Linked DNA regions of Homo sapiens: region 1 is linked to region 2. A link is an interaction called in ENCODE POLR2A ChIA-PET data of the cell type or tissue named here. Cell type or tissue: PC-9. All regions are shown on one strand. Each heading gives the region's core, and the rest is flanking DNA. Links, peaks and the distances in the headings are about the cores only. Region 1 holds the start of LOC105375497 (a long non-coding RNA gene). Region 2 has its middle 7.9 kb from the start of LINC01000.

Region 1 (12,211 bases), core at 1,393-5,392, 260 kb before region 2:
CCTGTGTTATCAGCAAGGTCTTTATGACCTATATCTTGTGCTGACCTCCTATCTCATCCTGTGACTTAGAATGCCTAACCATCTGGGAATGCAGCCCAGTAGGTCTCAGCCTCATTTTTATCCAGCTCCTATTTAAGATGGAGTTGCTCTGGTTCAAATGCCTCTGACATTTTCCCTCTCCCTTTTATAAGAGAACCCTTGATCCTAAGGGGTGCAGAGGGACAAAAATCCATCTTTTGTAATTTCTTCAGGCTGAATAGGGGCAATGATATTCCTGCCTAACTATTAGGGTCTCTCTCTCTTGTGTTCAGGGTACAGAGGTGCTTAATCAGAAAGCATCGGCATGGCGAGGGCCATTCATAACTCTGAGTTCCAACAAAAGTTGATATCTGGAAGATTAATAAAAGTTTAATTTAAGAAAACGTTGAGTAAGCTTATCCTTATTCCTACCCAAAGAGTACAACAGAAATATATTCCACAAGAGTAAAGCAAAATCAGTAAAATTATCTCAAGTAAATTAAATCAGAAGGCTTTCCATGAACTGGGCAACTGTTGGAACCAAGCTGATATGGGGTTGCTAGATGATTCCAGTACATGCCCAGAATTAGAATATTGACTCCAGATTTTTACATAACCTGTCCTTTTTGTTTCTTTTGAGCAGCAGCCAGAGAGCTCTGGTTGGGTCACAGGAGCAAGCAATCAGTCTAAATTGCAAAAACTTAAAAACAACTGCTGAGACTAGAATTTAATAACAAGTATACCATAGTTCTTGAAATATAATATTTCTGTCTCTAGTTTCCCATTTTTACTAAAGACTAATCATGGTAACACTGACTTGCTTTATTATATTTGGCCTGATTATTTGTATAAAGTGCCGCAAGAATGATTATTTTTTATATAAGCTCTTTGAAATTGGCTTTGATGGAACTCTGTTTCATAAAGAATCTCAGATAAGATTTTTTTTTGAGCCAAGCCTTGCCATGGGTTTGTGCCCTAAAATACCTATGAGTTGAGTAAATTCCTCTCCTTTTGAGGTTCCAAGATAACTTGGGGCTCCTGGGCCTGTTAGAAAGTGACATTCTTTACTTACCACAGGTCAGAAACCCTGTACAGAGACTGTGTAGGCAAGGTATGAGGCCGGTTTCTCCAAGGGGCATTTATTGGCTCTACAAGTCAAATTTGATTCCTTAAGGAATCATGATTCCTTACATGATTCCTTAAGGTATGCCATTCCAGTCGAAGCCTTGGTAAAATAGCCAGTTTCTCCAATTGTGACCTGTTACAAAAGAAAACAGATTCTTATTGCACTCATGCAAATAGCTATATTGCCATAAATTAAGAATACTCACAAATAGTTTCCAAATTCTGGATAAATTAGGTAGAGAGAAATAAATATGCTCCAATTTTGTTCACAGGAGTATACTTTACTCAATTGCCAAAAGCTGTAAATAGCTCAGAAAAAGTGTCCTTGACTATGAAAAACAAAACAAAGGATCAGCAATGTTTTGAGCAAAAAGTCAAATAGATAATGTCAGAGTCCATGCAGTTAACTTCTGTTTGATACTCATGAACATTTCAGCTCAGCTCTCTGAGTTCTGAAAGTTTTTTCTTCTATTCTGATGTCACAATCTCCAAAGTTATCAGAAAACCTGCATTTAAGAGCACCTGTTGAAGTCCTATAGTTGGTTATAAAACCACCTTTTAAAGAGGGTTAAAACAAGACAACAATTGTTTATGGATGGCAAAAAGTTTTAGGACAGCCGCTATTAAAGCCACAATTGATAAGGAAATTTGGTTACTCTTGTGGCATATAATAATTTCACATAACAATTATAATTATTAATAACATACACTAAGTCATATCAGCATTATAGGAGTTTCTTATAATTTTGGAACACATACCAGTAACACATTTATACAAATACAGCCCAAAGAAAACCAAATACCATTTCATATTTGACAATACTTCCCATATGACTTTTATACCAAATAAGCCAAATGTCACTGTTGCACGGGTGCATTATTGATGTCAAACCCAATTCTTAATAAAACCTTATAGACAAATATATTTCTTAATCAGTTTGACTATAAGGTAAGATTTTTATAAATGTTTTATAACCCTTTACAAATTTTTGTTAAAGAGCAGATTACAAGCAGGTTTTGCTTTAAGAAAAACCTGTTGTACTTTTATTCCAATGCTCAATTTACAGAAAAACTGAATAATACCCCTTTAACTTTAACCAATATGTTCACACACAATTTCTTTTACAAGATTAATTTTTCACAAACCTTCCACAACTTGCTCAAACCTTCAGCTTTATTCTATCTAACTTAAAACAATCCTTTAACTCTCTAAACTTAGGCTAGAAACCCACATTCCCATGACTTTTTATAATCTTTTACCAAAAGCACATTCTACTTTTCTTACATGCCTTGCATGTAGAACTGCTTTTTCAGTAGTCTCAATTACATGTTACAGTGTTAATCCTTAGCAACTTTTACTTTTGGTGAAAACCTTGGTAAGTTCAGGATTTTAACTATGTACTAGGTGTGGAGCCTAGCCTAGGACACACCAGGCAGAAGTGCAGAATAAGGTCTGACATTTTCCAGCACAGCTAGGGGTGTGGCAAACTCCACATGTCCCAGGCCTTACCTAACTGTAAAGCAGGCAAGTTGTATAGTTAAGAGTCATAGTGGGGCTGGGTGCTGTGGTTCACACCTGTAATCCCTGCACTTTGGGAGGCCAAGGTGGGCAGATCACTTGAGGTCAGTGGTTTGAGACCAGCCTGGGCAACATGGTGAAACCCCATCTCTACTAAAAATACAAAAATTAGCTGGGCATGCTGGTGCATGCCTATACTTCCACCTACTCAGGAAGCTGAGGCAGGAGACTGGCTTGAACCCAGGAGGCAGAGGTTGCAGTGAGCCAAGATCGCACCATTGCACTCCAGCCTGGGTGAAAAGAGTGAGACTGTCTCAAAAAAAAAAAGAAAAAAATAGTCACAGTGGCATTTTATGACACATTTAGGAGGCCTAACAACCTTTAAATTGTACAACATTTCTTGCATAAATTCCCTTTCATGAATTCTTTCATGACTCACACAGACAATCTACAATATGCTTGGGACTTTCTGACTTGTCCTAAACATTCCTCTTTTTAAACAACCAGTCATTTTACTTTAGGACAAGAGTTTACCACACAAGATCCTTTCTTATATAAAATCTCTTTGCTTTATAACCTTCTTTGCATAGCTAGGAGACATGGCTAATTCCACATGTCCCCAGGCCTTATCTAGAATCTAAAGCTCCAAAATAAATTGGATAATTTTCAAAAGTCAAAGAAGCAGGTTATGACCTTAAAGCATTTAGCAAACCTAATATCTGACCTGCATAATTTAGACCAAATGTCTACATTTTTGAAGATATTTTTATTTTATCAATAATCTTTAAAACTGTCCTTATTTCCCAAAGATTACTTAAGTCACATGAACTAAAAGGCATTAGACTTTTTACTTTTCTGACAAAATAAGCTCTTATTAAACCAATTAGTTAAAGCTCTTTTCTATATAAACATCACACACACAACACATATAAATACACAGACGAAAGAAGATAAAGGACTCATCCTCTAAGTTGTGAGCTGAACCCTGAACCCAAGTCACCATTGTGATGGCAGAGACCAAGAGAAAGTACTGCCATGTGGTTACAAGGTCAAGTTCCCAAGGACATACAAGACAAGGGAAACCTTATCCAGTTATTTTTCAGGGACTTGCAGCAAAGTTTGTAACTGACAAGTTTGCTGGGCTGTCTTGCAAAGCAGGCTTACAGGTGTCCTAAGCCTGTGTTCTATTCTAAGGTACCTTTCTTTATGACAGAACAATACAGAAAGACACACAAAGCATACCAGATTCACTATAGCTTAAGACTAGCTCACACATTCTTCTTTTCCATTAATCAAAACTTTGCAGAGGAAATAAACAGTGATTATTACTATTCATTCACCCAGCTTGCAGTGGAGGGCACAGGGGGACACATTGCCTGAGGCAGAGTGGGAAAGGCAAAGTGCTCAGGGAGGCCAGAGAAAGACCCACCTATTGCTCAAAAGTTTGGATGGCTGTGTATCGGTAGAGAAGGGAATTTTTTTTTTTTTTTTTTTTTTTTTTGAGATGGAGTCTTGCTCTGTCGCCAGGCTGGAGTGAAATGGCGCCATCTCAGCTCACTGCAACTTCTGCCTCCCGGTTTCAAGTGATTCTCCTGCCTCAGCCTCCCAAGTAGCTGGGACTACAGGCGTGTGCCACCACGCCCAGCTAATTTTTGTATTTTTAGTAGAGACGGAGTTTCACCGTGTTGGCCAGGATGGTCTCAATCTCTTGACCTCGTGATCCGCCCTCCTCGGCCTCCCAAAGTGCTGGGATTACAGGTGTGTGAGCCACCGCGACCGGCCATGGAGGGATCTTTTTTGGCAGTCCTATTAGCTCTTAAGTTTTCCCTTTTAGGGAGGAAAAAGCTCCGCATGTCCCACGATCCTGTACTTGCCTAATCCTGTCACCCATAGCCGTCAGCAAAGAGTACAAGGCAGATTAATCCCAAGAGAATAGCAGTTAACATCCCGTAGTGCCAAACCCATTCTTAACCGGGAGGGATTTTACCCAGAGGGGCCTCTAACCCTCTAAATATTAGAAGGGACTGTAACCCTCCCCAGTTGGGCCTCTATCCCAAGGTCCATCAAGCATCCTTGCCTTTTATTAAGAGAGGCCTCTAATTCCCCTAAGCTGGGCCTCTAACCCAATCCCATTATTTACCCGGGTATATGCACCCCACTTACCCACAGTCCGCCAGTCAGTGCTGCAGCCTATTTCCTTCTGGTCGGGGGGTTTCTTCAGTATTGTCCCTTCCATGGCTCACCAGAAAGATATTACCAGACCCCACCACTTACCAAAAATTAGCCTTTGGGTCGGGGGTTTCCGCACTATCATCCCTTCAGTGGTCGCCAGAAAGATGTTACAGGAAAGGAGTCCTGATCCAGACCCCAAGAAAGGGTTCTTGGATCTTGCACAAGAAAAAATTCAGGGTGAGTCTATAAAGTGAAAGCAAGTTTATTAGGAAAGTAAAGGAGTAAAAGAATGGCTACTCCATAGACAGAGCAGCCCTGAGGGCTGCTGGTTGCCCATTTTTATGGTTATTTATTGATGATATGCTAAACAAGGGGTGGATTATTCATGATGCCCCCTTCTAGACCACATAGGGTAACTTCCTGACATTGCCATGGCATTTGTAAACTGTCTTGGCACTGATGGGAGTGTAGCAGTGAGGACGACCAGAGGTCACTCTCATTGCCATCTTGGTTTTGGTGGGTTTTGGCTGCAACCTGTTCTATCAGCAAGGTCTTTATGATCTGTATTTTGTGCCGACCTCTTTTGTCATCCTGTGACTTAGAATGCCTAACCATCTGGGAATACAGCCCAGTAGGTCTCAGCCTCATTTTACCTAGCCCCTATTCAAGATGGAGTTGCTTTGGTTCAAACGCCTCTGACACAACCACGTCCTCCCTCTCCCCACCCATGAGAAGTCATTGGCTGCTCAGACCCTGATGGGGCTGGAGGCAGTGAGCCCAGTGATGTGGGTGTGAATTCAAGGCATGGGGTCTTTTGGGGTCAGGCCATGGGGTAGTGGCAGTAGCCACCATGCTAAGTACCAGCTTCTAGAGGTAGATGCCACACCAGCCCCCTTGTTTCCTTTCATCCCACAACAAGCCTATGAGAACAGGACTATTTTTTCAGGTCCATTTTTTTTCAGACGAGTAAACTGAGTCACAGAGAGCTTAAGTGACATGCTAGTTTATGTATCTGTATGAGTTTCCTGGGCTGCTGTAACAAAGTGCATAAGTGCATACTGGGTGTCTTGAACAATGTAAATATATTCTCTCACAGTTCTGGAGGCCAGAAGTGTGAGATCAAGGTGTGGGAGGGTTCCTTCTGGGACTGTGAGGAGGAATCTGCTCCAGCCTCTGCCCTCGCTTCTGGTGATTTGCTAGTGAACTCTGGCATTCCTTGGCTTCTGCAGCACCTGAACCTCTGCCTTCTCTTTTCCATACCATTCTCCCTGTGTGTGTCTGTGTGTGAATTTCCCCTTTTTAGAAGGATATTGCCTGGAACAGTGGCTCACACCTGTAAACCCAGCACTTTGGGAGACCAAGACAGGTGGATCACCTGAGGCCAGGAGTTTGAGACCAGCCTGGCCAACATGGTGAAACCCCATCTCTACTAAAAATATAAAAAATTAGCTGGGCATGGTGGTGCGTGCCTGTAATCCCAGCTACTTGGGAGGCTGAGGCAGGAGAATCGCTTGAACCCAGGAGGTGGAGGTTACAGTGAGCTGAGATCACACCATTGCATTCCAGCCTGGGCAACAAGAGCAAAACTCCATCTCAACCTGCAACCTGCAAACCTGCAACTTGTTTTATCAGCAAGTCTTTTTTATCATCTCAAAAAAAAAAGATACTAGTTATATTGAATTAGGGACCCATCCTGCTCCAGTATGACCTCATCTTAACTAATTACATCTGCAATGACCCTGTTTCCAAATAGTGTAACAGGCTGAGGTGCTGGGGGTGAGGAGTTCAACATATGGATTTGGGGGCGGGGACACACAATTCAACCCATAAACACATCTAATAAGTGGATAGCTGGGATTCTAATGCCATTTCCACCTCTCAGTTGAGCCCTGTCGGCCCCTTCCCCTGTTCATTCTCCCCACCAGGAGGGTCACATCCAGTGCCGCCAGCGAGAATGTGCCAGCCTGTGTCCATACCCAGCCCGGCCCCTCCCAGGCACCTGCTGCCCTGTGTGTGATGGTGAGTCAGTGGGTAGGGCAGAGGCCTGACCATGGTGGGCAACCTGGAGAAAATTGATGGGTGGCCCTGCTCGGGGGCCCATGAAGGCCAGGAGAGGGTGGGGAGGGGCCCCTGAGGAACATCTAAGGCCCCCCTTCCCAACAGGCTGTTTCCTAAACGGGCGGGAGCACCGCAGCGGGGAGCCTGTGGGCTCAGGGGACCCCTGCTCGCACTGCCGCTGTGCTGTGAGTGTGGCTGCCTGGCAGGGAGGGCCTGGCTCCGGGGCCTGCCTCTGGCGTGCTGACCAGGCCCTGTTGGCAGAATGGGAGTGTCCAGTGTGAGCCTCTGCCCTGCCCGCCAGTGCCCTGCAGACACCCAGGCAAGATCCCTGGGCAGTGCTGCCCTGTCTGCGATGGTGAGTGGGGGCCGGGGTCTCTGCGGGAGGGGCAGGCCTTGGCTGCAGAGAGGCTGTAGGTGTGGGGGATTTGCTTCTCTTGGACCTAAGCCCCTGTTACCCTGTTCCCAAAGTGAGTCCTCACCACACCTTCTCATGGCAAACTGGCACCATGCTGGGGCCTGCGCTTCTGTGGCATAGCTGTGGGGGGCAGGGGGCTGCTGGCAGGGCGCCCTGGAGAACTCGGCTGGGTCTTCTTTGTCAGGGTGGGGGTTGGACACCTCAGGGTGACGTGAAGCTTCCCCTCTGCCTCCAGCCCTATACCCCCACGCCCCTGTCATCCCATCCAGGCTGTGAGTACCAGGGACACCAGTATCAGAGCCAGGAGACCTTCAGACTCCAAGAGCGGGGCCTCTGTGTCCGCTGCTCCTGCCAGGTAGGCGGTCCCTCCGCTCACACCCAGATCTGCCTCATTCCTTCAGGGTGTCTCACCTGCTTCCCTCCTAGGCTGGCGAGGTCTCCTGTGAGGAGCAGGAGTGCCCAGTCACCCCCTGTGCCCTGCCTGCCTCTGGCCGCCAGCTCTGCCCAGGTGTGTGTGAGAGGGGGAGGAGCAGCTGCTATGGGCGCTGCCTCTGAGGGCTGCAGAAGGAGGGTGCTCCTTCCCAGGACGGGGTACGGGTTGCTAAGTCCACTAGCCATTCTACAGTGTCAGCGGGGATGGCGAAGGTGGGGTCCCTGTGTCCTGGGAAGGACAGGGATGGGTGGGAGGTGTGTAGGCTGCCATGTGACAGCCCCCTTACTACAGCCTGTGAGCTGGATGGAGAGGAGTTTGCTGAGGGAGTCCAGTGGGAGCCTGATGGTCGGCCCTGCACCGCCTGCGTCTGTCAAGATGGGGTACCCAAGTGCGGGGCTGTGCTCTGCCCCCCAGCCCCCTGCCAGCACCCCACCCAGCCCCCTGGTGAGTGCCTGGGCTGATCCTGGCTTTCTTCCCCTGCATTACCCAGCTCACCCTGACCAGCCTGCCCCACCCAGGTGCCTGCTGCCCCAGCTGTGACAGCTGCACCTACCACAGCCAAGTGTATGCCAATGGGCAGAACTTCACGGATGCAGACAGCCCTTGCCATGCCTGCCACTGTCAGGTAACTGCCCAGCCTTGCTGCTGCCCTGCTGAGCCCCTCCTGGGCATGCCCCGATTGCTCTCTCCCCTGCTCTCTCGCAGGATGGAACTGTGACATGCTCCTTGGTTGACTGCCCTCCCACGACCTGTGCCAGGCCCCAGAGTGGACCAGGCCAGTGTTGCCCCAGGTGCCCAGGTATGTGGGCACTCACTGGGCCTGAGGGGATCAGGGCCCCAGAGGCTGCTGTCCCACAGCCCCATGGGCCCAACAGGTACCTTAGAAAGCAATGGCCTTCTGAATTGTTTCAGTCTTGTTTCAGAGCTTAGAACTCTCTGGAACTCACGGGGTGTGGGTGGGAGGGAGAGTAGAGAGATTTGTTTATTCCTGCCTGTACCTACACCACCCTCTCCTCCCATGCTCCATTTCCTCTTCTAGTAACTACTGCCCCCCGCCCCACCACGCTAGGGCCCCCACCCCCCTACCCCCCAGGTAAACCCATGTATCTACCTGGATAACACAGGTTCATGAGCAGGCACTTGAGCCTGCCACGTAGGAGGCCGGGTGCTGGGATGCATGGGACACGTCCCTGCCCGCATAGAGAGTCTGTGTGAGGGCGTGTGTCAAACACAGGTACACACATGTGTAAGCACTCCCCTTCTTCCCCTCAGAGACACACATCTGCCTGCAGGTGAATGACCCCCAATGCGCACGCACACTCGTGTGTGCTCACAACGATACACATGCCTGCACACATGTGCACATGGCCACTTCCTCCTCTTTCCCCTCGAGTCAGCTTCCAAGTGGGCACTTGTGTGGCGGCTCTGGACTCCAGGGCTGGAGGGACTGTCAGGCTTTGCCCTCATACCTGCCCCCACCATCCACTGCCCAGACTGCATCCTGGAGGAAGAGGTGTTTGTGGACGGCGAGAGCTTCTCCCACCCCCGAGACCCCTGCCAGGAGTGCCGATGCCAGGAAGGCCATGCCCACTGCCAGCCTCGCCCCTGCCCCAGGGCCCCCTGTGCCCACCCGCTGCCTGGGACCTGCTGCCCGAACGACTGCAGCGGTGAGGTGGGCGGGTCAGGGCGGCCTTCTGGGATGGGATGGCATGGCCCCCGGAAGGCAGCACGCCCTGGGGCAGTCGCCCTCTCCCAGGCTATAGCCCCTCCCTCCCCCAGGCTGTGCCTTTGGCGGGAAAGAGTACCCCAGCGGAGCGGACTTCCCCCACCCCTCTGACCCCTGCCGTCTGTGTCGCTGTCTGGTGAGTCTGCACCTGGGTGGGAGGCGCCCAGGGGAGTGGAGGCGGGACTTGCAGAGGCCAGGAGAGGCCCGCCCAGGTGGGAGGGGTGGGACCTGGTGGCACTGGGTGGGAGGGGTCTCCTCGGCCTCCCCCAACTAACCCACTGACCCGTGGTGCGTCTGTCGGTCCGTAGAGCGGCAACGTGCAGTGCCTGGCCCGCCGCTGCGTGCCGCTGCCCTGTCCAGAGCCTGTCCTGCTGCCGGGAGAGTGCTGCCCGCAGTGCCCAGGTAGGGGCCGCACCCCTCGGCTGCTCCTCCCTGGGGGTCCCCTCGGAGGCCTGTTCCTGGGCCCCTTTGATGCGCTGTCTCGCCGCAGCCGCCCCAGCCCCCGCCGGCTGCCCACGGCCCGGCGCGGCCCACGCCCGCCACCAGGAGTACTTCTCCCCGCCCGGCGATCCCTGCCGCCGCTGCCTCTGCCTCGACGGCTCCGTGTCCTGCCAGCGGCTGCCCTGCCCGCCCGCGCCCTGCGCGCACCCGCGCCAGGGGCCTTGCTGCCCCTCCTGCGACGGTAACGCCCTGGCGGTGCCCCTCCCGGCCACCCGCGTCCTGCCGCCCCGCCCCGCCCCGGAGCGCCCTGCCCAGTCCCCTTCCTCCAGGCCCGCTCCGCCCACGTCGGGGATCTTGTTAGGAATGTAGTGTCCGGTCAGCATGGCCTGGGAGCCAGCCGGCACGGCCCTCCATCCCCCACGGCCCCCAGCCCCCCACGACACCCATCCTCCACGGACCTCAGCCTCCACGGAGCCCACGGCCTCCCCGCCCTCACGGACCCCCAGCCCCCACGACCTCCAGCCCCCACGGCCCCCACGACACCCGTCCTCCACGCCCCTCAACCCCACGACCACCAAGTCCCCACAGCCCTCTAGTCCCCACGGCCCCCCAGCCCCTGCCCTTCTCCCCAGGCTGCCTGTACCAGGGGAAGGAGTTTGCCAGCGGGGAGCGCTTCCCATCGCCCACTGCTGCCTGCCACCTCTGCCTTTGCTGGGAGGGCAGCGTGAGCTGCGAGCCCAAGGCATGTGCCCCTGCACTGTGCCCCTTCCCTGCCAGGGGCGACTGCTGCCCTGACTGTGATGGTGAGGGTCATGGGATAGGGAGCTGCCGGGGTGGGATGCGGGAGACCAGAGGGCTGGGTCAGAATAATCTTTACTGCCCTAGGGTGGATCTAAAATATTTATTACAGTAAGAAAAAGCCCCGAGGCTGGGAGCCCTAGCTGAAGCCTGTGACCCCGACAATTTGGGAGGCTGAGGCAGGAGGATCACTTGAGCCCAGGAGTTCAAGACCAGCCTGGGCAACATAGAGAGATCTTGTCTCTACACAAAAAATTTAAAATCAGCTGGTCGTGGTGCCTCTTGTAGTTCCATCTACTCCGGAGGCTGAGGTGGGAGGATTGCCCAGGAGTTTGAGGCTACAGTGAACCGTGTTTTCACCACTGCACTCCAGGCTGGGTGACAGAGTGAGACCTTGTCTCAAAAAAAAAAAAAAAAAAAAAAAAAAGCCTGACACTAAAGCCTGGATCTTCTCCTGCCTCTGTTGCTATTTGCCGTGTGGTCTTGGGCAAGTTACATAGCCTCTCTGGGCCTAAATTTGGCTCTTGTAAAAAGACCCAGTCCCCCAGTCCCCCTGTCTTCCCTCACTCTTGTGCGATCTTGGCCATTTTGGCCACTTGCCCTTACCAACTGTAATTTTATTTACTATTTGCCTTCCAATTAACTCACTTATTAATTTAATTTGATTTAGAAAGGAGTTTTATATCACACTGTAAGTGGAAAATTAGACTTGCCAGGACCACATTACCATAAAAATGAATATAATTAAAATTATAATGTTGTTAAATCCTTGTCAGATACTTTTGCCCACCAAGGCTTTGAGCCTGAAATTCACCCTTCTTTTTTAAAAAGGGAGGTGAGCAAATGGCAGAGGTGCCAAGAGCGGGCTGTCACCACCCTGGGACCCCACCCCTTCCTGGATTCATCAGTGGGCTCGGAAGAGCGTGGGAAAGGCGCTACCTTGGGTCCACACCACCTGAGTCAGCTGGGGCTACTCCCAGCTCTCCGGGTTGGGAAACTGGTGCCTCTGGCAATGGCCTGCTGAGTATTTAACCCCAGGGGCAGCAGATTCCTTGTGGGTGTTTTTCTACAAATTAAACAGGAAGGTTTTTTGCAGGATAAAGGGGAGAAAGTTTGCCTTTTGGCCAATCCAAACCCCGCCCCCCTCACGACTGCTTTGCCCCCTGGGCTTGGCCTGTGACCCCCCAGCCCCCACGCTAGATCTTTGAGATCTTGGATGCATAACAGGCCCAAGCTCAGAGCCTATGACCACTGCCCTCTCATCCCTTTCTGTCCCTCCCCTCGGCCTCTCTGTCTCTTCTCTGAAAGGCTGTGAGTACCTGGGGGAGTCCTACCTGAGTAACCAGGAGTTCCCAGACCCCCGAGAACCCTGCAACCTGTGTACCTGTCTTGGAGGCTTCGTGACCTGCGGCCGCCGGCCCTGTGAGCCTCCGGGCTGCAGCCACCCACTCATCCCCTCTGGGCACTGCTGCCCGACCTGCCAGGGTAGAGCCACACCTGCCCTTC
Region 2 (12,211 bases), core at 4,540-8,539:
GGAAGACTTCTTTGACTCCCCAGATTCTCAGGAGCATGGCAGGTGAGGTGCTCCTCCCATGAATGGATGGAGATTAGGGAGTGTGTGTTATTCATGCTTAATTCACCAGTGCTTAGCTGAGTACCTGGCATAAAATACTGTGGTGGCCAAAGTAATAACCCCCACCCCCACCAATTGCTCATGTCCTATGTTACACAGCACAATTACATAGGAAGGGGGAATTAAGAGTGCAGATAAAATTAATGTTGCTCATCAGCTGACCTTAAAACAAGATTATCCTGGAGTATCTAGGAGAGCCCATGTAATTACAAGCATTCTTTAAAACTGGAAGAGGGAAGTAGAAGGTTAAGAACCAGAGACGGTGGGCACAATGGCTCATGCCTGTAATACCAATACTTTGGGAGGCCAGGGCAGGAAAATCCCTTGAGTGCAGGAGTTCAAGGTCAGCCGTGGCAACATACTGAGGCCCCATCTCTACAAAAAAATAAAAACAAAATTCACTGAGTGTCACGATGCTTACCTGTGGTCCCAGCTACTGGGAAGGCTGACATGGTAGGACTGCTTGAGCCTGGGAGTTTGAGGCTACAATGAGCCATAATTGGACCACTGAACTCCATCCTGAGTGACAGGGCAAGGTCCTGTTTCTAAAGAAAAAAAGGACATTGGAATCAGGGTCCTCTCCATCCTGAGGTGCCTACAAGGCATCTCTCTCTGCAAACGAGCAAACATCACCCTCTAACTCCTTACAGAGTGGAGCAGCAGGAAAACTCCTTCGCCTCATTTCTGTGCTGCTTGGGAGGCCTGGACAGCCCAATAACCAGCTCCTTGCTGATGAAGCAATCAGGAAATGGCTCGAGTTGAGCTAAGGAGAATTTGGATCCTTCTTTTGGTTCTCAATAGGCAGGGTAGGGGCCAGGCATGGTGGCTCATACCTGTAATCCTTGCACTGTGGGGGGCCAAGGTGAGAGGATTGCTTGAGGCCAGGAGCTCAAGACCAGCCTGGGCAACATAGCAAGACCTGGGTGGCATACACCTGTGGTCCCTACTACTTGGTAGGATGAGGTGGGAGGATTGATCACTTGATCCCAGGAGTTTCAGGCTGCAGTGAGCCATGATCACACCACTGCACTTCAGCCTGGGTGACAGGAGCCAGACCATGTCACAAAAAGTTACAAAAAGAAAAAAAAAACAGAGAGGGAGAGAGACTATACACAGGCACCACCACATTTGGCTAATTTTTAAATATTCTGTAGAGACAAGGTCTTGCTAGGTTGCCCAGGCTAGTCTAAAACTCCTGGCATCAGGCTGGGCATGGTGGCTCATGCTTGTAATCCCAGCACTTTGGGAGGCTGAGGCAGGCAAATCACCTGAAGTCTGAAGTTCAAGACCAGCCTGGCCAACATGGTGAAACTCTGACTCTACCAAAAATACAAAAATTAGCTGGGCAGTAGTGGCGTGTACCTGTAGTCTCAGCTACTCGGGAGGCTGAGGCAGGAGAATCACTTCAATCTGGGAGGCGGAGGTTGCAGTGGACCCCATCACTGCACTCCACCCTGGGTGACAGAGCGAGACTCTGTCAAAAACAACAACAACAACAACAACAAAAACAACAACAACAGAAACTCCTGGCATCAAGACATCTTCCTGTCTTAGCCTCCCAATGCCCTGGGATTATACTCTTTCCTATAATTGAAGACACTTGTTCTTACACTGCTTTAAGGTATAAAGGAAAAAAAAAAACAGATAATGGCAAATGTTGGTGAAGGCCGGGCATGGTGGCAGCCTGTAATTCCAGAACTTAGGGAGGCTGAGGTGGGCAGATCACTTGAGGCCAGGAGTATGAGACCAGCCTGGGCAACATGGTAAAATCCCATCACTACAAAAAAAATATAAAAATTAGCCAGGCATGGTGGCATACACCTGCAATTTTCAGCTACTCAGGAGGCTGAGATGAGAGAATCACTTGTGCCTGGGAGGTCAAGGCTGCAGTGAACTGTGATGGCATCATTGCACTGCAGCCTGAGAGACAGAGCAAGCCCCTATCTAGAAAAAAAAAAAAGTCAGTGAAGATGTGGAGGAATTGGAACCCACATACATTACTGGTGGGAACATATAATCGTGTAACCATTTTGTTTGGGTATTTCTTTTCTTGTCATTTTAATTGGATTTTTTAAAAATCAAGACAGGGTTTCACTATCTTGCCCAGGCTGGTCTTGAATTCATGGGCTCAAGCCATCCTCCTAGCTGAGCCTCCTGAGTAGCTGGGATTACAGGTGTGAGCCATTGCACTCAACTGGTGTAGCCACTTTAGAAAACAGTCTGGCAGTTTCTCAAAAGGCTAAATGTACAGTCATCCTATAATGCAACAATTTCACTCCTAGGCATATATCCCAGAAAAATAAATGTCCACACAAAAACTTGTACAACAATCTTCATAGCAGCATTATTCATAATGACCAATACATGGAATACATGGAAACAACCCAAATATCCACCAACTGATGAACAGATAAACAAAATGCAGTGTGTCTCTACCATGGAATACTGCCATAGAAGGAATGAAATATTGATACACACTATGACATAAAGGAACTTTGAAAACACTGTGCTAAGAGGGAAAAAAAGCCACAAAAGATCACATATTGTACAATTCTATTTGTCCAGATTAGGCAAATCTATAGTGACAAAAAAATTAATCAATGGTTGCCTAAGGCTGGGGGCGAAGGTAGGTGGGGAGAGTAGGAGGTAGTGGCTAAGGGGTATGGATTTCTCTATAGGGTAATGAAAGGTTCTAAAAGTGACTGTGGTGATCGATGCACAGCTCTGTGAATATTCTAAAACCTACTGAATTGCAGATTTCAATAAATAAAGTGAATGGTATGTGAATCATATTTTAATAAAGCTATTATTTAAAATAATGATAATAGGGGGCTGGGCACAGGTGGTCATGCCTGCCTGTAATCCCAGCACTTTGGGAGGCTGAGGCAGGAGGATCACTTGAGGTCAGGAGTTTTGAGCCCAGTCTGAGCAACCTGGCAAGATCCCGTCTCTATGATAAAAAATGAAAACACTAGCTGGACATGGTGGCACATGTCTGTAGTCCTAGCTACTTGGGAGACTGAAGTGAGAGAACTGCTTGAGCCCAGGAGTTTGAGGCTACAGTGAACCATGATCATGTCACTGTACTGTAGCCTGAGCAACAGAGCAAGACCCTGTCTCTGAAAAGGAAAGAAAACAAATGCAAGTTTTTATCACTTTGTGAGTGTAGCCAAGTTGGAGGAGAAATAGACAATAATAAAAGAGCACTGAATAATGAGGCTGAGTGGCTGGTTAGGCTCAGTTGCTAGCTAAATGGCTTCTAAAAAATTCATTAACAAAGTTACAGCTCTGGGGACAGTCATGTAGTCAAAGAATGAATGCTAAATTCATTACAAATGCCCATGGTCTTTCTTTACATGCCTTCTAGTGAAAAATTCCTAAGTGCCTAAATAGCAAGTCTGCAATGATAACAGCTGTTTATTAAAGACTACAAAAAAGAAATGGAGGCCAGGCGTGGTTGCTCACATCTGTACTCCTTGCATTTTGGGAGGCTGAGGCAGGCAGATTGCCTGAGGTCAGGAGCTCCAGAGGAGCCTGGCCAACATGGTGAAACCCCATCTCTACTAAAAATACAAAAATTGGCTGGGTGTGGTGGCGGGCGCCTGTAATCCCAGCTACTCGGGAGGCTGAGGCAGGAGAATTGCTTGAACCCAGAAGGTGAAGGTTGCAGTGAGCCAAAATCGCACCACTGCACTCCAGCCTGGGTGACAAAAGAAAGACTCTATCTTAAAAAAAAAAAAAGAAAAAAAAGAAATGGCATCTTCTTCAAGAATTACATAGTGTTTCATGATAAAGAAGCTCTAATTTTGCATTTGTTCAAGTATTGATGAGATTTAGCCAATACGACACCCATCTTGGATAAAATGCAAACAACACAATTTTATTTTCTCATTAACAAAACCGATTAGGTAGTCTAATATCAATTCTGATCTTATTAAAAACTGATCAGATTTAAAAAATTATGGAATTATGGAGCCAATAAGATGTTACAACCTGTTCCAAGGGGAATTCCAAAATCCACACATATCTGAGACCATCAAGTATGATGAAATATATTTGATTACTATATTGAAAAATAAACTGATTACATAGCCAACAATTGGACAGGGGTCTCCTCATCCATAGCCACACAAACCCGATCATGCAGCTATGTGGTTACAAGGCCTACATAGCCTAGAAGGGACTGGTCTGACTTGAGATTTCATTTGTATTTGTATTTTGAGACAGGGTCCCACTCTGTCACCCAGGATGGAGTGCAGTGGTATAATCATAGCTCACTGCAACCTTGACCAACTGGACTCAAGAGATGCTCCTGCCTCAGCCGCCCCCATACCTGGGAATACAGGCAAGTACCACCATGTCAGGCATTTTTTTCATTTTTGTAGAGAGAGAAGTCTTGCTATGTTGCCCAAGCTGGCCTCAAACTCCTAGAATCAAGAGATCTGCCCATCTCAGCCACATGAGTAACTGGGGCCATAGGTACATACCATCATGCCTGGCTATATTTATTTTATTTTATTAAATTTATTTTTTTTATTTTTGTAGAGAGGAGGTCTTGCTATGTTGCCCAGGCTGCTCTCAAACTCATGGCCTTAAAACATACTCCCATCTCTGCCTCTCAAACTGTTGGAACTATAGGTGTGAGCCACTGCACCTGGCCTGACTTGAGATTTCTTTTATCTAGCATCCTTTACTCGGTAGGATTGAGAAAGGCAGTAGTGTTTTTTAAAATTACTTAATAATTCAATTAGAATCAAACTCAACCTTGACCACTGCCTTCTCTCACAGCTCACATCCAGTCTGTCAGGAAATCCTACTGACTGACTTCAACACGTATCCAGGCTCTGACCATCTCTCACCACCACCATGAATCCGGTCAGGATCACTATCATCTCCCACCAGGATATTGCCACAGCTTGGCCCCCATGCTTCTACCCAAATCTTCCCATAGTCTTTCTCAACTTGGCAGCCAGGTCGTGCTTTTAAATCAGGAGACAGATCATGTCACCTCTCTGCTCAGAAGCCCTCGGTGGTTCCCATTTTAGTCAGAGTAAAAGCCAAAGCCCCAGCAATAGCGTCCCAGGGCTTACACAATCTGTACCGATCCCAGCCCAGCAACTCCCTGGCCTCCTCACTGACTTTGCTCCCTCTATCTCTTTGCTCCACTGGCCTCCTTCCAGAGCCTCAGACACACCAGAGAGTTTCCTCCTTTATCCAACAGGATAAAGATCCTGTTGACTCAGCATACAATGCTCTTCCCTCAGCACCTTGGCCAGCTCCATCACCTGCTTCAAACTTTTGCTCAATATTCACTTATGAGGCCAACCCTGACCACTCTACTTAACATTGCCATCTGTCCCCATTCCCACCATGCTCATTTCTTTCTTTCTTTTTGAAACAAGGTCTTGCTTTATTGCCCAGGCTGGAGTACACTGGTGCAATCACAGCTCACAGCAACTTCAACCTCCCAGGCTTAAACAATCCTCCCGCCTCAGCCTCCCTAGGAACTGAGACTACAGCTGCATGCCACAACACCTGGTTTTTTTTTTTTTTTTTTTTTTTTTTTGAGACGGAGTCTTGGTCACCCAGGCTGAAGTGTAAGGGTGTGATCTTGGCTCACTGCAATGTCTGCCTTTTGGGTTCAAGTGATTCTCTGCCTCAGCCTCCCGAGTAGCTGGGATTACAGGTACCCACCACCACACCTGGCTAATGTTTGTATTTTTAGTAGAGATGGAGTTTCACCATCTTGGCTAGGCTGGTCTTGAACTTCTGACCTCGTGATCCACCCTCCTCGGCCTCCCAAAGTGCTGGGATTACGAATGTGAGCCACTGCACCTGGCCTTTAAAAAAAATTTTTTTTAGACATGAGGTCTCATTATGTTGCCCAGGCTGGTCTTAAACTCCTGGGCTTAAGCGATCCTCCTACCTCAGCCTCCTAAAGTTCTGGGATTACAGGCGTGAGCAACTGTAACATGAGGTCCCAGTTTCATGTTCATTTTTTGTTGTTGCTACAACAAAGTACCCTACATTTAGTGGCTTCAAACACCACAAATCTACCATCTTACAGTTCTGGGGGCCAGAAGCCCAACTAGGTCTATTAAGGCTAAAGTCAAGGTGTCAGAGGGGCTGCATTCCTTCTGGGGGAGGCTCTAGACAGAATGTGCTCCTTTGCCTTTTCTAGCTTCTAGAAGCCACCCCCATTCCTTGACTTACCTCGTGATTCCATATTCAAGGCCAGAAGTGCAGCATCTTCAAATCTCCCTCTCTGACCTCTTCTTCCATTACCACATCACTTTCTCTAATTCTGACTCTCCTACCTCCTTCTCTTATAAGATCCTTGTGATTGGTGGGTATGGGGGCTCCCATCTGTAATCCCAACATTTTGGGAGGCCAAAGAGGAAGGATTGCTTGAGGCCAAGAGTTAGAGATCAGCCTGGGGAAAATAGGAAGACCCTGCCTTTACAAAATTAAAATTAAAATCAGCTGGACATGGTGATGCACGCCTGTAGTTCCAGCTACTGGAGAGGCTAAGGTGGGAGGATCGCTTTAGCCTAGGAGGTCATGGCTGCAGTGAGCTATGATCACATCACTGCACTCCAGCCTCAGTGGCAGAGTGAGACTCTGTCTCAAATATAAGAAAAGAAATATACATTTGGTCTCTGCCCCTGGTTCCTGGCATAAAGCTTCCAAAGCTCTTATAAAGCCCTTCGTGACAGAGGTAATAGGAGCATTTTCTGTTTTGATAGTTAGTCTTAGTCCCAGGTTCCTGACACAAGGGCCTCTAAGGTCTTTCAGATCTGCAGCATGGTAAGAATGCATGTGGGATGCTGTTGAGCTAACAGGGTGGCTGCAAGCTCCTAGACTGCTTCAGGAGGAGGGCTAGCTGCCAGAGAAAGCAACCACTTTTTTTTAAAGCAACCGTTTTTTTTTTTAAACGGAGTCTGGCTCTTATAGCCCAGGCTGGAGTGCAATGGCACAATCTCAGCTCACTGCAACCTCCACCTCCCGGGTTCAAGCAATTCTCCTGCCTCAGCCTCCCGAGTAGCTGGAATTACAGGGATGTGCCACAACGCCTAGCTAATTGTTGTTATTTTTAGTAGAAACGGGGTTTCACCATGTTGGTCAGGCTGGTCTCAAACTCCTGACCTCAAGTAGTCCATGTGCGTCAGCCTTCCAAACTGCTAGGATTACAGGAGTGAGCCACCACACCTGGCCCCAACTACATTTTTTGAGGCTTGGAACTTTCAGCCTCACCTGCTGAACTCCAAGAGGCAAAAGGAACTGGAGATTGACTTAACTACCAATGGCCAATGATTTTATCAATCATGCTTCCATAAAAACCCAAACAGCAGGGTTTGGAGAGCTTCTGTGTTGCTAAACATAAGGAGGTCCTGGGAGGGTAGTGTGCCCAACAGAGGGCATGGAAGCTCTGTGCCCTTCCCCACTTACCTTGTCCTGTGCATCTCTTTCATTGGCTGTTCCTGAGATGGAGCCATTACATTGAGCCAGTAATAGAAAATAAGGTGGCCAGATGCGCTGGCTCATGACTGTAATCCCAGCACTTTGGGAGGCAGAGGTGGGCGGAATCACTTGAGCCTAGGAATTTGAGACCAGCCTGGGCAACATAAGAAGACCCCATCTATACAAAAAATAAAAGAAATTAGCCAGATGTGGTGGTGGGAACCCTGTAATTTCAGCTACTTGAGAGGCTGAAGCAGGAGAATCACTTGAGCCCTGGAGGTTGAGGCTTCAATGAGCTATGATTGCACCACTGCACACCAGCCTGGACAACAGAGCGAGGCCCTGTCTCTTAAAAAGAAAAGAAAAAAACCTGTTTTTCTAAGTTCTGTGAGTTGTTCTAGTAAATAACTAAACTCAAGAAGAGGGTCATGGGAAACCCTGATTTCTAACTGGTTGGTCAAAATACAGGTGACAACCTAGGACTTGCAACTGGCATCTGAAGTGAGGGTGGTCTTGCGGGACTGAGCCCCTAACCTGTGGGTTCTGCGCTAACTCTAGGCAGTGTCAGAATGGAATTGTGGGATATGCGGTTGGTATCCAGAGAGTTGGAGAATTGGTGTAGAAACTCCGCACACACATTTGGTCAGAAGTCTGTGAGTAGAGAGAAACGTGTTGCGGGAAGTCAGGGACCCTGAACAGAGGGACCGGCTGAAGCCACAGCAGAAGAACATAAATTGTGAAGATTTCATGGACATTTATTAGTTCCCCAAATTAATACTTCTATAATTTCTTATGCCTGTCTTTACTGCAATCTCTGAACATAAATTGTGAAGATTTCATGGACACTTATCACTTCCCCAATCAATACCCCTGTGATTTCCTATGCCTGTCTTTAATCTCTTAATCCGGTCATCTTCGTAAGCCGAGGATGAATGTCCCCCCAGGACTCTGTGATAATTGCGTTAACTGCACAAGTTGTTTAAACAATATGAAACCTGGGCACCTTGAAAAAAGAACAGGGTAACAGCAATTTCAGGGAACAAGGGAGATAACCTTAAACTCTGGCTGCCTGTGGGCCGGGTGGAACAGAGCCATATTTCTCTTCTTTCAAAAGCAAATAGGAGAAATATTGCTGAATTCTTTTTCTCAGCAAAGAACATCCCTGAGAAAGAGAATGCACCCCTAAGGGGAGGCCTCTGAAATGGCCGCTTTGGGGACGGCTGTCTTTTATAGTCATAGATAAGGGATGAAATAAGCCCTGGGCTCGCGTGGCGCTCCCAGGCTTATCAGGACGAGGAAATTCCCGCCTAATAAATTTTGGTCAGATGGGTTGTCTGCTCTCAACCCCTTTCTCCTGATAAGATGTTATCAATGACAATGCGTGCCCGAAACTTCATTAGCAATTTTAATTTCGCCCTGGTCCTGTGGTCCTGTGATCTTGCCCTGCCTCCATTTGCCTTGTGATATTTTATTACCTTGTGAAGCATGTGATCTCTGTGACCCACACCCTATTCGTACACTCCCTCCCCTTTTGAAAATCACTAATAAAAACTTGTTGGTTTTGCGGCTTGGGGGGCATCACGGAACCTGCTGACATGTGATGTCTCCCCTGGACACCCAGTTTTAAAATTTCTCTCTTTTGTACTCTTTCCTTTTATTTCTCAGACCGGCCGACACTCAGGGAAAATAGAAAAGAACCTACATGAAATATTGGGGTGAATTTCCCCCGATATCACATGGGCTCTTCTCTCACCTGTCTACCTGCTTAACTGCATAGGAGAGGCAATGCATGGTGCTCATTAACACAGCAAGCATTAAAGTCAGACCAGACTAACATTTGACTCAGTCTTAATATTCAGGTGAGCTTGGGCAAATCGCTCATTAACCCCAAGTCTTCATCATTTTGTGCATATAATGGGGATAACTGTGGCACCCACCTGTTTTTGTGAGAATCAATGAAATATTATGCTTGATGTTACTGTGATCATGATACTATCTGACAAGGGCAGTGATGCATGATAACATCAAAAAATTAGGAACTGTAATGAGGTCTCTTGGGCAAAATTCCATACAAGCAAATGACCGTCTCTCCAAAGCATTCCTGCCACACTTAATTCACCATTCCCTGAACAAAATGTGCCATCTTCATTGTTCAGGTCTGTATAGTGCTGGTTTACCTGACTGGGCAGCTCACTCCATCCCATCCCAGCCCAATCCCCATCCCTCCACCTCCCCCTTCCCTCCCCACTCTCATACAACTCTTCCTCATCTTACAGGACTTGGCTTCAATGTCACCTTAACTGGAAGCTTCTCTCACTCTCCAGAAGAGCTTCCCATTGCACTTGATGCATGCACTATTATTTGACCATTTTTGAGTTACAGTCCAAGTCTTTTTGTACCTGAATAACATGTTTCCCAGTCAGTCTCTCTTCCTGGATTCAGAAGTCTTTCATGGTAGGTCCAGCTAGAAGTAACAAAAAGACATTCTAAGAAAAAAAAAAAAAAAAAAAAGAGGGATGACACAGACAGACATCAGCACTTAAAAGTTTTAAATGGTATGTGAAAAACAAAATTTAAGCGCTTCTAGGAGAAACGTAGGAGAGAAGGTGTTACTGGAAATATGATAGAAGGTTAATTTTTATTTTATTTTATTTTATTTTTAGAGAAAGGGTCTTGCTCTATCGCCTAGGCTGGACTGCAGTGGTGCAATCACAGTTAACTGCAGCCTCAACCTCCAGGGCTTAAGCAATATTCCCATCTAATTTTTATTTTGTTTAAGAAATGCAGTCTTGCTCTTAGCAAAGCTAAAGTGCAATGGTGTGATCATAGCTTACTGCAGCCTCAACCTTCTAGACTCAAGTGATCCTCCAGTCTTAGCCTCCCCAGTAGCTGGGACTACAGGTGTGCACTGCAACGTGTAGCTCATTTTTTTTTTTTTTAATTTTTAGTACAGACAAAGTGTCGCTATGTTGACCAGGTTGGTGGTGATCTCCTACACTCAGGCAGTTCTCTCACCTCAGTCTTCCAAAGTGCTGGGATTTACAGGTATGAGCTGCCACACCTGGCTGAGGGGGTTAATTTTTAATTATATAAAGAGCTCAAAGCAAATATCAGAAGGAGCCTAAATGCCTCCAGCAGTTGACTGGTACTGGTAAATTGTGATACATCCATATAATAAAATATCATGCAACCATGAAAAGGATTAAGATAGATCAATAGGTATTGGCACAAATGTCCATGAAATATGAAAATGTGAAACGATGTTCAATCACCATGTTACATATCTTGAAGGATATGGCCCATTTTCTCAATAGCAATTATTTCCTGAGATAAGATTATGGGTCTAAAGAGTGAAGGACATTTTTCACTTATTTAAAAGTATTTACTATTTTTATAATTTAATAAAAGATTAAACAGATCATCGAATTAGTAAAAGACAAAGTAACTCTATAAATAAATGGAAAAGACACAGATACCCCAGGCATGTTGGCTTATGCTTATAATACCAGTACTTTGGGAGGGGGTGGTGGGGGCATTGCTTGAGGCCAGGAGTTCCAGACCAGCCTAAGAAACAAAGCAAGACCTCGTCTCTAGTAAAAATAAAAAAATAAAAATAATTGGCCAGGCATAGTGGCATGTACCTATAGTCCCAATTACTGAGGTGGAAGGATCACCTGAGCCTAGGAGGTCAAGGCTGCAGTGAGTTGAGACTGTGCCACTACACTCAAGCCTAGGAGACACAGCGAGACTTCATCTCAAAAAAAAAAAAAAAAAGGACAATAAAGAAATAAAGCTAATAAGCTAACATAAGGAAAGATAAAATATATGACAAATAGGCTGGGCGCATAGCTCACAGCTGTAATCAAGCACTTTGGGAGGCCGAGGCGGGTAGATCACGAGGTCAGGAGTTCGAGACCAGCCTGATCAACATGGTGAAACCCCATTTCTACTAAAAATACAAAAATTAGCTGGGCATGGTGGCATGTGCCTGTAATCCCAGCTACTCAGGAGGCTGAGGCAGGAGAATTGCTTGAACCTGGGAGGCAGAGGTTGCAGTGAGCCGAGATCACAACACTGCACTCCAGCCTGGTCGACAGAGCGAGACTGCGTCTCAAAAAAAAAAAAAAAAAAAAAAAAAGGTGACAAAGTAATAATATGAGGTCTTTCATTTATCACACAGAAAATAACTTGTTAAATTATAATACCTGTGTGGGCGAAGGTACAGTGAAATGGCCATTTTCTTGTAGTATTAGTGGTGTTTAAAATGTATATAAGCCTTCCAGGATAAAGCTTGGAAATTTTTTTTAAATCATACAGACAGTGACTCATTATACTGCCTCCTCCAACTCCTGGCCTCAAGCAATCCTCCCACCTCAGCCTCCCAAAGTGCTGGAATTACAGGCTGACAGCCACCATGCCTGAAAGCTTTGCAATTTACATCAAGGGTAGTAAGAATGCTCATGCCCTGTGACTCACAGTAATCTCACTTCTGGAAATTTCATCTTTGGATATAATTCAAACTAAACAAAAGGTCATATGCACAAACACAGTGAAAATCTGGGAGTAATTTTTTTCTTTTTTAAAAAATACGGAATGCTTCACAAATTTGCACGTCATTCTTTCACAGAGGCCATGCCAATCTCTCTATTGT

Evidence for each region. Peaks named below come from ENCODE experiments on the same cell type or tissue, not always from the same donor. Only the 100,000 strongest peaks of a DNase experiment are listed, where the experiment ranks them.
Region 1: POLR2A ChIA-PET joins it to region 2 with 7 read pairs; 3 of 35 experiments call an interaction of 5 or more read pairs at or near these places.

What each region holds. Positions count from the first base shown.
Region 1 is chr7:128,888,842-128,901,052 of GRCh38, reverse strand. It overlaps KCP (kielin cysteine rich BMP regulator), which reads left to right. Exons shown (of 40, transcript NM_001366122.1): 9 at 6,760-6,853; 10 at 6,998-7,077; 11 at 7,154-7,247; 12 at 7,577-7,662; 13 at 7,734-7,815; 14 at 8,032-8,184; 15 at 8,259-8,365; 16 at 8,446-8,539; 17 at 9,234-9,407; 18 at 9,520-9,602; 19 at 9,775-9,868; 20 at 9,957-10,148; 21 at 10,540-10,710; 22 at 12,014-12,190. It overlaps LOC105375497 (a long non-coding RNA gene), which reads right to left and starts at 9,824. Exons shown (of 4, transcript XR_927958.2): 1 at 9,750-9,824; 2 at 4,937-5,077; 3 at 1,091-1,276; 4 at 128-389. RefSeq lists enhancers at 7,190-8,390, 9,340-9,930, 9,931-10,520, 10,521-11,111. In PC-9, for the core only: no CTCF peak of the experiment used is centred there; a DNase peak (open chromatin) is centred at 3,112.
Region 2 is chr7:128,627,207-128,639,417 of GRCh38, reverse strand. It overlaps the pseudogene RNU6-177P. Among named protein-coding and RNA genes, the nearest start is that of LINC01000, 7.9 kb to the left of the region's middle. In PC-9, for the core only: no CTCF peak of the experiment used is centred there; no DNase peak of the experiment used is centred there.